Linked DNA regions of Homo sapiens: region 2 is linked to region 1. Evidence: chromatin loops called from intact Hi-C (ENCODE). Cell type or tissue: GM12878. All regions are shown on one strand.

The links. A loop is a pair of places that touch in the nucleus more often than their neighbours do. Peaks named below come from ENCODE experiments on the same cell type or tissue, not always from the same donor. Only the 100,000 strongest peaks of a DNase experiment are listed, where the experiment ranks them.
Region 2: it touches region 1 in a loop (3-fold over the local background); 26 of 110 quality-filtered maps call a loop at or near these places.

Annotation. Positions count from the first base shown.
Region 1 is chr4:67,545,253-67,553,252 of GRCh38, reverse strand. CENPC (centromere protein C) reads left to right here and starts at 7,750. Exons shown (of 19, transcript NM_001812.4): 1 at 7,750-7,915. The coding sequence starts at 7,898. RefSeq lists enhancers at 2,150-2,269, 2,775-2,864, 7,428-7,978, 7,756-7,995 and a silencer at 7,466-7,605. In GM12878, a CTCF peak has its summit at 3,928; DNase peaks (open chromatin) are centred at 3,915 and 7,702; H3K4me3 peaks cover 1,214 bases; H3K27ac peaks cover 2,061 bases.
Region 2 is chr4:68,172,738-68,180,737 of GRCh38, reverse strand. No RefSeq gene overlaps it. Among named protein-coding and RNA genes, the nearest start is that of TMPRSS11F, 47 kb to the right of the region's middle. In GM12878, a CTCF peak has its summit at 4,993 (motif pointing right); a DNase peak (open chromatin) is centred at 4,987.

The DNA of each region.
Region 1 (8,000 bases):
TTCTGCTCTGAGAGGATTCTTTTTTTTTTTTTTTTTTTTTTTTTTTTTTTGAGACAGAGTCTAGCTGTGTCCTCCAGGCTGGAGTGCAGTGGCACCATCTTGGCTCACTGTAACCTCCGCCTCCCGAGTTCAAGCGAGTCTCATGCCTCAGCCACCTGAGTAGCTGGGATTACAGTAGTGTGCCACCACTACTGTATAAGTATAGAATAAGCTACCATTATTCTGTGAGTTACCTAGTATGAAAACCAGTTTCCCGTATCTACCTGGCATCCAAAAACTACTCCTCAGTAACAAAAGTGACATTTTCCACTACAAAAATAGTTTGAAAATACGTAATAGGAAAAGCTCTTATCATCCCAGATGCAACTCTTTGTACTGACAGTTATAAGGGTTAGCAAATTAAACTGTTCTGACAGAGCTACTAATATCACTTCTGTAACAATGATGGCCTTGCTAATTTTTGTATTTTTAGTAGAGATGGGGTTTCACCATATTGGCCAGGCTGGTCTCCAACTCCCGGCCTCAAGAAATTTGCCTATCCTAGCCTCCCACAGTGCTGGAATTAAACATGAGCCACCATACCCAGACTCATTGGAGAATTCTTATTGGTAGTGACTGACAGAGCAGGAGCACCATCATCTCAAATACTGCCACTTTAAGTTCCAGCTCCCTTTTTAGCCTCATGCATTTCAAGGAAATCACTTCTCTTCTAACTACAAGCAGCCAGAAAGAGCAGAGAGTAAAACAGATAAGACAGCTTGGGCACAGAGGGAGGTGGGGGGAAAGTCTCTTGGGTAACTGCCAAACTTCACCCTCATACAATGGGCCCCAGTAAAACAGTGGGCCTTAATAAGCACGTTCCTTTCCCTTCAGGTGCACTAAGATAGGGAAGCTAAAAGCAGACTCGGGGGAGTATGCCTGCAGCGCAGAAAGATGTATGGGAACAGACACACAAGTCTTCCTCCCAGATAAGCACAGCAAAGAGACACAGAAGCAGTACAAGCCTCTGATAAACTCTCCCACCCTGAATCCTTAAAAACTCTTAGTCTGTAAGAGAGTGTGCCTCTGACCTAACTTGGCCAGAAGCCCCCTTGGGTTTTCTCTAAAATAAACCTGTCTTTGGCTGTCAAGCCACTTTTTGTGTTTCTTTCCTCTTTCTTTAATTCTTATAGTGATTTCCATAACGTGGCAGCTTTGTAATTGTGGTGGCTTCCTGATTGCATGATGTCAGTATGATCTTGGAGACATAAGCATTAATGTCAGCTTCCCAATTTTTCTATTTGTTTTATAACTGTAGAAACATCAGCTGCCTCTTAATGGCTTAGTTCTTCAATGTGCATTTGGGAATTATTCCTGAAAATCCAAAATACACTGTTTCTTCATCCTCTCAAAAATTTTATGAGCTGTTAAATGCAGGTAGCAGATCCCTTTTTGCCAAAACTAGCCATCACAAATTGTTCTTTTTTTTTTTTTTGAGACGGAATCTCGCTCTGTCGCCTCGTCTGGAGTGCAGTGGTGTGATCTCGGCTTACTGCAGCCTCCGTCTCCTGGGTTCAAGCAATTCTCCTGCCTCAGCCTCCCGAGTAGCTGGGATTACAGGCATGTGCCACCACACCCGGCTAATTGTTTTTGTATTTTTAGTAGAGATGGCGTTTCGCCACGTTGGTCAGGCGGGTCTCAAACTCCGGACCTCAGGTGATCCGCCCGCCTCAGCCTCCCAAAGTGCTGGGATTACAGGCGTGAGCCACCGCGCCTGGCTACAAATTTTCTTTTATGTAATTGAACCCTGATTATACCACAGTTCCCCATTGTCCATAGGATAAGTGAAAAGTTATCCTGACATTGAAGTTGCCCCATAATCTAGTTCCATTCTGTCAACATGAACACTTTTAAAATTTTTATTTTTAGTTTAAGAGAAGGAGTCTTGCTCTATTGCCTAGGCAGAGGGCCATGGGGCAAGCAATCCTCCCACCTCAGCCTCCTGAGAAGCTGAAACTAGTCACATGCAATCACACCTGGCTAAATTTTTAAATTTTTGATTTTTTGTTGAGACTGGGTCTCACTATGTTGCCCAGGCTGGTTGTGAACTCCTGGCCTCAAGTGATCCTGCTGCCTTGGCCTCTCAAAATGCTGGGATTATAGACATGAGCCACCGTGCCTGGCCGCACTTTTCAATATTAGTCAGATTTTCTCTAGGTCAACAGCACATCACTTCTGCCCTGTGTCTTTGCTTCTAGTTTATCTTCCTGTTGTCTCTTACTTTTAGGTGAATGATGGAGCCTCCGGAAAAAAACAAAACAAAACAAAACAAAACAAAACAAAACAAAACAACTCTTACTTTTAGGTACTGTCTGCAAGTTACCATTTTGGTATTTTATTGTTTATGAGTTTCCATAGACACTTGAATTTACAAATATGTTATATATCCTATGCCACATATACTTAATTTAAAATGACCCAGGCTTAGCAAGTAGTATAACAATTCACCAAAAGATGCTCACACTGTATCATAACTTACAGCTGAGGAGGCAGGCACTGTTCAAACTATTCTTGATAGCTTTCTTTTTTTTTTTTTTTACAAAGAACTAAAGCATGTTTCCTGTCAGGAGCCAAAAATAAAAAAATAGAAAACAAAACTGAGAACTAAAGCACTTTAATGCTCAATGTTTCTAATGCTTTGAGTTACAATGTGCTATATAAGTATTAGTTTTACTATTTTTTCATTTCCCCATAAATTTATAACTGACAGCAAGAGACATGTTAATATTTTGATAATTTTTTTTTTTTTTTTTTTTTGAGGCTGAGTCTCGCTCTGTCTCCCAGGCTGCAGTACAGTGGCGTGATCTCGGCTCACTGCAGCCTCTCTCCCAGGTTCAAGCAATTCTCCTGCCTCAGCCTCCCGAGTAGCTGGGATTACAGGCGTACACCACCACTCCTGGCTAATTTTTGTATCTTTATTTTTATTGTTTTTGAGACGGAGTCTCGCTCTGTTGCCCAGGCTGGAGTGCAGTTGCACGATCTCGGCTCACTGCAAGCTCCGCCTCCCGGGTTCATGCCATTCTCCTGCCTCAGCCCCCCGAGTAGCTGGGACTACAGGCACCCGCCACCATGCTCGGCTAATTGTTTTGTATTTTTTAGTAGAGACAGGGTTTCACCATGTTAGCTAGGACGGTCTCGATCTCCTGACCTCGTGATCCGCCTGCCTCGGCCTCCCAAAGTGCTGGGATTACAGGCGTGAGCCACTGCGCCCAGCTAATTTTTGTATTTTTAGTAGAGACGGGGTTTTGCCACGTTGGCCAGGCTGATCTTGAACTCCTGACCTCAGGTGATCCGCCAGCCTCAGTCTCCCAAAGTGCTAGGATTACAGGCGTTAGCCACCGCCTCCAGCTGATAATTTTTTTTTAAAGGTCATGAAACAATCAGAATTTTTCCCAAGCAAAGATCGGTTTGCATGGTTTCAGCTTACAGGGTCTTTTTAAGGGTCCTGTACTACTTTGCAAAGCAATGACTGCCTGAAATTTAAAAACAGTATCCTACATTACTTGCCAATTTTCACTCAGGGTAATTTAAGTCCTCTCAAGAGTAAAATTACAATGCAGAACCATTTTATTAAGCTTTTGAAAATCTTAATGTGTTTTCAATGACAAAATTTCCTTTGTGTGAGTAGAAAATAAGTTGACTAGAAGTAAACTATCCTATCTTATAGGATGCAGAATGGAGATCTACAGAATAGTGTTATTTGTTGTGATCTTAAGAGAAACAATGTGTACATAATAGAATATAACTATAACTAATAAGCAATGGTTGACACAAAGGTAATTTAGGAAATGTAAAGATCAGTTAATTTATATAGCACTTTACAATTAATGACACATTGCAGACCTTAACAACTCATAGCGTGGTAAAACTATTTTGTAAACATTGCTGCCACCTACCTGTACATTGCAAGCACATTTTATTAACTTTTCCATTATGGTCTACATAGCATAGATAGCATTTCTATTGGAGGATAATTTTTTATCAGAAAAGGATACTTAAATGAATCTCCTTAACAGAGGGACCAACATTTGGCAGTAAGGAGTAAAAGAAAAAAAATTACATTATAAAAAAAAACCAAAATCATAAAACTAAGTCTATTTTATCTTAGCAAATATTGTTATAATTGTGACTATGCTATACTTTTTAGAAGAAATTCATTTTTCATGTGTAATTTTTCTGACAAAATTATATGATAGTCATTTGCTAATATTTTCACTTTTGACTTTTGCAGAATAAATAATAAATGTTTTTGCAAAAGTTTTTAGAACTTAAGCAATTTTATTAAGTTCAAGTTTCCCCATCATTTTTCTATGAAATATTTCAAACATACAGAGAAACTGAAAGAGTATTGTTAATAAACACACCAATGAACTAGATTCAATAATTGTTAATATTTTGCCGTATGTATTTAACTATCTCAATCTCTTTATGATTAACAATTTCAAAGTACTTACAAATATCACAAGACATTTTACCTCTAAATACTTTGATATGCATATCCTAAGAGTAAGGACAAATTACATAGACATAATCACATTATAATACCTAAGAAAACTTTACAATTCTCTAATATCATCTGAAAATTAATTTTTTCATTTTCACTTATTGCTTAATGCTCTTTACAGTTACTTTGTTTTGAACTAGACTCTAATCAAAGTTTACACATTGCATTTGGTTTTCATACAGTGCCTTTGAGTCTCTCTCATTTTCTCTTTCTCTCTTTTATCATCGCTCTCACAGATTTACTGAGGTATAATTTACTGTAAAAGTCACTATTTTGGCCAGGTGTGGTGGCTCATGCCTGTAACCCAGCAATTCGGGAGGCAGAAGCCAGAGGATCACTTGAGCCCAAGAGTTCAGGACCAGCTTGGGCAACATAGGAAGATCCCATCTCTACAAAAAATTAAAAAAAAAAAAATTAGCAGGGTGTGGTGGTGCATGCCTGTGGTCCCAGATATTCACGAGGCTGAGGCAGGAGAATCATTTTAGCCCAGCAGGTAGAGGCTGCAGTGGGCCTTGATTGTGCCACTGCACTCCAGCCTGGGCAACCAAGCAAGACCTTTCTCAAAAAAAAAAAGGTCGCCTTTTTCAGGGGCACAGTTCTAACTAGGAATTTTGACAAATAGATATAGCCATGTAACTACCATCGTAATCAAGACATAGAATATTTTCAGCACCGCAAAAAGTTCCCTCTTATTCCTTTACAGTCTTTTTTCCCCCACCCTCCTCAACCCCTGGTAACCAGCGATTTGATTTCTTTTCATACAGTCATTGATGTCCAGCTTCTTTCACTTAGTACAGTGCTTTCAAGATTCATCCATATTGTATATCAGTAGTTTGCTTTTATTGCTGAAGAGTATTGCACTGCATTGAGGTACATTTGTTTATCCACTCACCAGGACAGATGCACATGTTAAGCTGTGGGGTGGGAATGAATACAGACTAATTTTTAAGTGTTAGTTCAGTTGTGAATATTTTTGTGCTAACACTTAATGGAAGACACTTTGGTAGTAAATACCCATACCATAGTTATTTGATGGAAATCAAAGATCTAAAACAAAATATTCTTTGAAATAGTTTCAAGATTTACAAATTTTAAATTATGTACCTAAAACCATAAGTAACGAAAAGTTTTTTTTACTTCTCTTTCAAGCCAAATTTCTGGATACTTTATGTTCCCATATACACATCTAATTATGTATATGTTAATACTTCCATATACTGATATGTAAATACACACATGCACACACACCCCTTAACTAGGTAAGTAGTTGTGAAAGAAAACTTCAAGATTGTCCTAGCAGTTCATAAGAAGTAATCTTTGATGTATTTTGGGGGGAGATTTATAACGACAAACTTGGGTTTTTAAATAAATATTACTCCCCCCATTAATTAGCAATCCTATTTTAGGATACTAAAACCATGGTGGGCTATTAAGTACTACAACAAGTACATATGGAAGTAAAACGTTTCTCTGGAAACTGTGGAGTCTCCACAACTGTTTTTATAAGAGTACTGCTCTATTTTCTTTAGAACAGTTAATCCTCAACGCCCTCTGTGGCCTGCTTTCTGCAGCAGCACAAGCCATTGCATTCCAAATTTCTCAAAATAAGTGTGGGACTTAGTTTCCAGTGGAAGCAGGAGGATATAATTTTACATGTGGGACTTTACATCTATAATCGTGCTTGCTAAAATTTCTTACCCAGAGGCAAAGAGTGTAGTGATTAAGAGCTCAGTTGTGGAGTGAGAATTCTTGGGATAATAACCCATCCTACCATTTAGTGGTGATGTGATCTTGGGTAAGACACTTAGCTCTCTGTGTTTCAGTGCCCTTGTTTATAAAACAGGAATATTAATTGTTCTCTTCAATGCATGCAAAGCATTTCAGAACTGGGCATAGAGTATGCAGTCAATAAATGTTAGTGTTTATCATTATCTATTCCAAATGTGACAGCACCAAATTATAAGTTGGACTGATTGGCAAAACTGCCAAACATAGTAAAAAACTCTCCATAATGATTCCAATAGCTTTATTATTGAATTCTTACTATGTTCCAAACATTGTGCTTAGATCTTAACAGGAATTATTCAATTACAACATCTCAACCACTTTAATAGTATTCTCATTTTGCAGACAAGAGAATTAAGGAACAGATAACTTAGTTGCCCATAATGGCAGAATTAATGGAATGGAGTGCAATCCAGGCCTAATTTCAGTCAGAGATCATAGTTCCTTTTTTTCTATCAAAAAAATAAATAAAATAAAAAAATTGGCCTTCATAGTTGACAGCATTTGTTAAAGCACTACATGTTTTAAAAATCTATTAGCTCAACTCCTGATTAATGTATTTATTCAATTAGTAAACTATTTTCTGATTAGAATTTTCTTGTAATTTTAAATTAAATAATAAAATAAGATACAGCTTCATAGAATCATACACTGGTCAGGTGAGAAGTCTTCAGAGCGTCTAATTTAGACTTCCATTCTATCACTATGGAAACACCCAGAATGGTGCCGCAATTTTGCCCTCCATAACATAGCTAGTCAATGGCTGGCAGGTTTCAGGATTCTGTATAGAATTCTTTTCAGTGCATCATACTTAAATGATAGATATTTACGTGGGTCATTTGTTGGCAATGCATCATAAAAATATCGCCCACATACTTGAAAAAGAATACAAGCCATCATCACCATTATTATACATAATTATTCAATTATTTTCAGAGATGATGGTTAGATGGGCTGGGCGTGGCTGACGAATCTGCATTAGAAAAATCTCTTCAAAAAAAGATTCTATTAAAAAAAAAGTCGTCTGCAATTTCTACCTCTCATCCTTCCAAGTATTACTTATTATTCCTTAATAGAACTGTTGAGAAGTTTTACATTGGGCACAAGGAGCGGTTCCCAGGATCGTGCCTTCCTAATAAAAGCCCAGTCTCGCGCCTGTCCCGGGCGCGGCGCTGAGGAAGGGAGGTGGGAAGAGCAGAGCGGCTAGAGGTAGGGCGGGCGGGTGGGTCTGCAGGCTGGAGGGCCGTTGGCCTGGAGCATGAAGGGGCGAGCCCACTAACGGCTTGCTTCCTATTGGACGGCGCGGCCCGTTTTGCGCATGTGTCTCCGGGTTCAAACCCAGGCACAGGCCAAGCGTTCTTGTTTGTTGAGGGCGGAGCCAATGGCGGGGGAGTGTTGTTAGCGCGCGCCTTCCGGATCGCAGCTCTCGCGGCAGTCGCCTGAGACTTAAGGTTATTGCTTGGCCGCGGCCTGGTATTCCGGCGATTCGTTTCTTGCTCGGCTTCCTGGAGCTGTGGTCCGTGTGGGCTTCCACCTCAGACAGTTGCGCTGGCTCAGCGGGGCCGGAACATGGCTGCGTCCGGTCTGGTAAGTGCAGGCCCCCCGCTCCAGGCGAGTGGTTGAGCGGCTGGCTGGGGCACGGGCGCCCGAGGCTGGGGAGAAGGAAATGCTA
Region 2 (8,000 bases), 630 kb before region 1:
CTCCATTTTCTTTGTTAAAAAATCATTTTTTTTTCAAATAAATATTTGTATACCTTAAAGTGAAAATAGCTTGATGGTATCTGACAAATTTTTAAGCTACAACTTAAACTGAATTCTGTATGTTACTGAATTAAAGTTTGTTAATGACAAAACTTTGCAATGAGAAGTAGCAATGCAGATGCAGCTGTTTTATGTATTAAAAATTTTATGAATTATTTATTAAAATCAAATACTGCCAATTAGTATTATGTCTACCATACGGTATTCAAAACAAATTGATAATTCCATGGATATTTTAAAATATTTTTAAACATACCATAAACAAAATGTTACAAATTAAAGTATGCTCTACTTAATTATATAAACTTGTAAATAATTTTTTGTTGTTGTTGTTAAAAAAGAACTACTACCACGTTGGTTGTTTTCTTCACAAAATAAATTAAGAAATGTAGAGATAGGGTCTCACTATGTTGCCCAGGCTGGTCTCAAACTCCTGGCCTCAAGTCATTCTCCTGCTTTGGCTTCCCCAAGTGCCAGGATTACAGGCAGGAGCCACTGTGCCAGGCCAATAAAATACAATTTTTAACTATGTTTCCTGATAGTTTTGATGTTATCATTAAGAGTAGTGCAAAATTTGACACAGCTAGTTTTAATTAGAAATATTTATCTTAAATATTTTATACAAATTAATTAAATGTGCATAACAAAATGCATGCAGTTCATTCATAGTACAAAAGAGGTTTCAATGAAAGTGTTTTAAAAGGGTATGACAATGTAGATTGTTTATTACACATATTGGATTTCTATACTTTAAAATCCTGAGATTAAGAAAAGAAAAACAATGATTACTTTAAAAGATTATTCTAGGTATTTATTTAGTTTCTATCAGAAGAAATGAAACCTCAGAGAGCTCAGTGTTTTCCAAGTCCAAAAACTTAATGTCCAGTCAATAATCATAATTTTTTTAAGTTCTGGGAAGGATGCTTCTTTTAGAGCACTGCAGAGTGAAAAACTGGATTATCACTGGCTTGGTGATTTTTTGTTATATAGCTGACCTAAACTGTTTTATATTTGCTCCTCATCTCTCCTTTATTCTTAAATATTAATTAGGCCTTTTACAGTGTCTGTGGGGTGATACAGGTTCTGTAACTCTGATTTTTCTATAAAACCAGCATCTAGATCAAGTTCCCTTTCTACTGAACCCTTTTTGGAGTTTGGTCTTTTCAGTTTTCAGCTGCTTATGTTTCTTCCTTCATTCATTTCTTTCTTCATTCATTCTCAGCCACAAGACATTCTACATGGCTCTTTGGATCCGATAAACTGCTGAATTTGTTTTTTTGCTTATTATTATTCTATAACATCCTTGGAAGCATTGCTTTAATAATGTAGAGTTTTTGGCTCTCTCATTTTCTCAGAGTGTTGAGTCCTGTCAAAAACAAAAACAAAACCAAAAAAAATGTAAAATCTTAATTTGTGGCATGTGTTCCTCTTAGGAAAGGTTACTCTTCTGGGAAAGAAAGGGACTTGGGCCCTCCACATCCTCTGAAGAGAGTGTGTATGAACGCTAAAGATGGGTCCTTCCATTCTTACCCATATTCTGCTGGGTTTTTATTTCATTTTATTTTCCTTTCTCCAACACTCCTATATGGGTAGGAGCTATTTCATGAGTCTGTGTACTTACTGTTATAAATGAGCCTGCTCAGATTGTTAGCCTCCCTGTTTCAAAAGAATAGTTGACTTTTGTAGTCATAGAAACCTCTTAGCATTTTCCTACAACTAAAAATCTATATGTTAGTTTCTATTCTATTGATGGAAAAGGTTGATAGGACCATCCCATCACTCTTAATAGTTTCTGGGGTGGGTAGCAGCCTCGAAGCAAAGGACAGCAGTGCTGTAGCATAGAAAGGGAGAATGTAGGGGAGTTCAGCCAAGCTTTTATGAGGAACCCTCTTCTGCACCTAGGAATCTGGAATAGTAAGAACTTTGGTACTTTCTCTGGAGGCAACGTTTTTTGCTTTTGTTCTTGTTGATTGAACCATATCAACAAACTTTTTACGTGTTGTTATATTGAAATCCATTAGTATATCTTGCATTTTGAATGGATATTTTATTCATGCATGATTCTGTGACATAATTTGTATGTCTTTTTGAAAATGTTGGTTAACTGAGTGATATGGTTTGGCTCTGTGTCCCCACCCAAATCTCATCTTGAATGGTAATTGCCATGTGTCAGAGGAGGGGCCTGGTGGGAAACGATTGGATCATGGAGGTTGTTTCCCCCATGCTGTTCTTGTGATAGTGAGTGAGTTCTTATGAGAGCCGACGGTTTAAAAGTGTGTGGCTTCCTTCGCTGTCTCTCTCCTGACGCCATGTAAGATGTGTCTGGCTTCCCCTTCGCCTTCCACCATGAATGTTGTTTCCTGAGGCCTCCCCAACCATATGGAACTGTGAGTCAATTAAATCTCCTTTCTTTATAAATCACCAGGTCTCAGGTATGTCTTTACAGCAGTGTGAGAACAGACAACTACACTGAGTTAAGTAAATATTCCAAATGTTGACACCTTTCATTGTACTGTGTCACAAAGTCATGTTCATTAATATCACTGATCACATTATAAAATCTTTTAAGTATTATGGGGATGTCAGGTTCACGGTAGCACAAATAAGTTTACCAAAATTCTAATTTTCTTAATAAATCTCATATTTCATAATTAGCAACAAATAGTCATTTTCTGAAAATATCTGCCACATGCAGATTCTAAATATATTAAATACTGATTCTGATTCTAATAGGTTTTCAGTCACTCTTAGCAAATAAAATGTTGTTCCACGGTAAAAATGATGCATTCACCTTGCAAATCATAAAATTACTTCAGTGCTTTTACTCAAGATTGCCATTCAATTCAATTATGCAGCAACCATGCTTATGTCTACCTCTCTTTTGTCATTCATAACAAAGACATGTATGTACTCAATTTCAAAAGGCAATGCAATTTATAATCTTTAATGTTTCATCCAGGGCATTCTTAAATAAAGTTGGATTTTTTTTTTTACTGCAAATGTATGGCAGTGAAAAATACAATGATGCAATGACTCCTGGTACAGTTTGTTGCCTTTACCTTGATTTGCTAAAAGTCCCAGCCTTTTTTGCCACTAATCTATTTTCACTGTTAGTTTGATTTCACAGACTTCCTGAAAAAGCCTCAGAGACCCTTAGGGGTCTGCAGAAAACACTCTGAAAACTGCTGATCTATTCTAATTATTCTAATAATTATTCTAAAGAAAAGTTTATATAACTAATACCTACAAAATAATTTCATCAATCCATAAATATCCAAGAACTGTTCATTTATATACTTATGGTACTACAGAAGCATATGGGACAGACAGCTAACCCAGAATGAGGGGTGGGGGCAATCAAAAGTTTATCAAGTAAACGCCCCTGAGATGAGTCCTGTGGGATGAATAAGAGGAAGCTCAAGAAAAACTTCTTGGTGAAGGGATGGAGGTGCTTGGGAAGGGCACCCAAAGCAGAGAAAACAACATTGTCAAACACTGTGACTGAATATACTATCATGTATTAGTCAGGATAGGCTAGATTTTACTGTGGCTCCATACACTTAAATCTCCATAGCTTAGCACACCAAAATTTACTTCTCACTCATAGGTATTGACAGTAGGATGACTCTCCCAGGCTGCTGGATTAGCAATGCAGGCTGCTTTCATCTTGTGGCTATGCCGTGTGAACATTTGCCTTCACAATCCTAATCACAGAGCAAGAGAATGCTGCTAATAGACCCACTAACAGAATGAAAATATATCCACTAATGCTCCTAGATCATTTGCCAAAACTTGTTAAATGGCCCCTTTTAACTTTAAGGAGGCTGAGAAACATGAGACAGAACATGTATATTTGGAGATACAGAAGTTTCTCTGGCCTAATTTGTTGAAAAAGACCGCTGGCACTAATTTCTACTGTAGCAAAGAACAAATAGTTTTCACAGAGTAAACAGTAGAGGGCTCTGGGAATAAACTAGAATGATGACTAGTAGGCAACAGTGCAGTTCCAGATCAAAGAGGAGTAGAAGTAGAGCCTGGAAGGTTCTGACAAGCAAGAGATGCTTTCTGGTGTAATGATCAAAAGCTCTGTGCTAGTATTGAAGAAGTTTTATCTTTAATTGGGTAGAAAAGGGAAAAGGAAACAAGTACAATGTTGGGATGAGAATTCTTTAAAATTGCACAGATTTATAAGTCATCATGCAAAGAAAAAAGTTACGTAAAACTGCTCTGTAGTTTGTCTCTGCTATATAAAACACGAGTAGAAAAAAAGACTAGAAAAAATATAGGACACCAGAGTGTTTTTTTTAAACAGAGTTTATTCTAGTGATATTATGAATGATTTCTGGAGTCTGTCTTATATTTTCCATAATGAGCATGGTTACTTTATAACCAAAAGGAAAAAAAATTCATTAACCTTTGTTTAAAGAAATTTCAATTTAAATGAGATATTTTCAATAAATCATTAGTCATTAAATATTGATGAGATATTTATGAATATGGTGAACATATTTTCCCAGCCTAAATTGGGACATTTAGCTTGATATAAATGAATTGAAAATTTTGCATCGAACAGTCTTGGAAAATCATATGGTTGCGTAGTCATAAATAACTGAAATCCTATAATTATGTTTCTTTAAGCTCAAATGGGACATAATTGTATATGACAGATTTATCATTTATTTTTGCTTTCCATAAATGTGTTAATGAAATTTGTTAAGCTAGTTTTTATAAACGGAATTGCATTTTAAATTACCAGAATAACTTGATGTTTAAATACATTCACTATTTTGAGTTTTTTTTTATGTAAAATATATATGCACATATATACTTGCTTAAAGGATAAAAAGACATTAATTACTGTCTCTGACATCTCAACTTCTGTTTTTTTCTTTTCTGCGAGAACACCCCTATGTTCTATCACTTTTCCCAGCAGAGGGCACTACAACCCAAGTATCAGGCTTCTCATGTTTCCCCTAAATGTCAAACGTAACATTGTTAACTTGAGAAGTCTCATAAATGAGCAAAATACAATCCCAGCAGGAGACAGAAGAATAGACAAAGTGAAAACCTACCCCCCCCATCCTTATTTCTGGCAAATACAAAATATAAACCGTGATTCCATTAAAAAAAAAAACTCATTCTTGCAAAGGACAGTAACAAGTTCCATGATAAATAAAGATGTATTTAAGTAATAGATTCTGCTCTAAAAACCACATAACCAAGTGGAAAGTACCAGTACACAGCAAATGCAATGCAGGGTAATTATAATAACTGCCAGGTTTAGAACACTACACTCTGTTTTATACCTCCAGCTGCCTACTTGACCACTCCAAATAATGCAAGGCCCCCAAAACTTAATATGTCCACCCCATTTTATCATTTGACTTACATATGTGCTCCTCTTTATATGTTCACCCATTTATTTAATGGCATTACTGTTCTTGAAAATTTATTATCCCCTTTAATTTCTCCTTTTCTATCATCTTTCCCCATCAGTCCTAAGTCTTGATGGTTTCCTAACTAGTCTTGCAAGTCTTTGGTGATTTACTAATACATGAAGCATAACTTTTTATCTTTTTTTTTTCTTTGTTGAGACAGTCTCGCTCTGTTGCACAGGCTGGAGTGCAATGGTGTGATCTTGGCTTACTGCAACCTCTGCCTCCTGGGTTCAAGCAATTCTCCTGCCTCAGCCTCCCAAGTAGCTGGGAGTACAGGCATGTGCCAACATGCCCAGCTAAGAAAGATAACTTTTAAAATTTTATTTTCAAGCCCTTCGTAATCTAAATGGTATCTAAATTCCCAGTCCTGCCTATGGGTTCCTCCCTTTAGCAACACAACATGCCAATTAAAACTCTAATTTCCTTCAGAGCCCAGCTCAAATTTCATATAAAAAAGACTTGGCAAAAATTATTCTCTCCTCTCCCGTTCTCTGATGACATGTCATTTGTATTTTTGTTAGAACACTGTATTAGTCGTTTTCACACTGTTGATAAAAACATACCTGATTCTGGGCAATTTACAAAACAAAGAGGTTTAATTGGACTTAAAGTTCCACATGGCTGGGGAAGTCTCACAATCCTGGTGGACAGCAAGGAGGAGCAAGTCACATCTTACATGGATGGCAGCCAGCAAAGAGAGCTTGTGCAGAGAAATTTCCCTTTTTAAAACCATCAGCTCTTGTGAGACTTATTTGCTATCATGAGAACAGCATGGGAAAGACCTGCCCCCATGATTCAATTACCTCTTACTGGGTCCCTCTCACAACACTTGGAAATTCAAGATGAGATTTGGGCAGGGACACAGTCAAACCATATCATTCCACGCTGGCCCCTCACAAATCTCATGTCTTCACATTTTAAAGCCAATCATGCCTTCCCAACAGTCCCCCAAAGTCTTAACTCATTTCAGCAGTAACTCAAACATCCATAGTCCAAAGTCTCATCTGAGACAAAGCAAGTCCGTTCCACCTATGAGCCTGGAAAATCAAAAGCAGGTTAGTTACTTCCTAGAAACAAAGGGGGTACAGGCATTGGGTAAATACAGCCGTTCCAAATGGGAGAAATTGGCCAAAACAAAGCGGCTATAGGCCCCATGCAAGTCCAAAATCCAATGGGCAGTCAAATCTTAAAGCTCAAAAATGATCTCCTTTGACTCCATGTCTCTCATCCAGGTCATGCTGATGTAAGAGGTGGGTTCCCATGGTCTTGAGCAGCTCCATCTCTGTGGCTTTGTGGGGTACAGCCTCCCTCCCAGCTGCTTTCATGGGCTGGTGTTGAGTGTCTGCAACTTTTCCAGGCACACGGTGCAAGCTGTCAGTGGATCTAACATTCTGGGGTCGGGAGGACGGTGGCCCTCTTCTCACAGCTCCACTAGGTGGTCCCCCAGTAGGGAGTCTGTGTGGGAGTTCAGACCCCTCATTTCCCTTCTGCACTGCCCTAGCAAAGGTTCTCCATGACAGCCCTGCCCCTGCAGCAAACTTCTGCCTGGACATCCAGGCATTTCCATACATCCTCTGAGATCTAGGCCAAGGTTCCTAAACCCCAATCCTTGACTTCTGTGCACTTGCAGGCTCAACACTACATGGAAGCTGCCAAGGCTTGAGGCTTGCACCCTCTAAAGCCACAGCTGAGCTCTACATTGACCCCTTTTAGTCATGGCTAGAGCAGCTGGGATGCAGGGCACCACGTCCCTAGGTTGCACACAGCATGGGGACCTTGGGCCTGGCCCACAAAACCACTTTTTTCTCCTAGGCCTCTGGGCCTGTGATGGGAGGGGCTGCCGAGAAGACCTCTGACATGCCCTAGAGACATTTTCCCCATTGTCTTGAAGATTAACATTCAGCTCCTCATTACTTATGCAAATTTTTTCAGCTGGCTTGAATTTCTCCTCAGAAGATGGGATTTTCTTTTCTGTCATATTGTCAGCCTGAAAATTTTCAGAACTTTTATGCTCTGCCTCCCTTATAAAACTGAATTTCTTTAACAGCACCCAAGTCACCTCTTGAATGCTTTGCTGCTTAGAAATTTCTTCCACCAGATACCCTAAATCATCATCTCTCTCCAGTTCAGTTTCTTTTCTTTTTTTTTTTTTTTGAGATGGAGTTTCACTCTTATTGCCCATGCTGGAGTGCAATGGTGCAATCTCGGCTCACAGCAACCTCTGCCTCCTGGGTTCAAGTGATTCTCCTTCCTCAGCCTCCCTAGCAGCTGGGATTACAGGTACCCACCACAATGCCTGGCTAATATTTTTTATTTTTAGTAGACATGGGGTTTCACCATGTTGGCCAGGCTGTTCTCAAACTCCTGACCTCAGGTGATCCACCCACCTCAGCCTCCCAAAGTTTCACAAATCTCTAGGGCAGGGGCAAGATGCTGCTAGTCTCTTTGCCAAAACATAACAAGGGTCACCATTGGTCCAGTTCCCAACAAGTTCCTCACCTC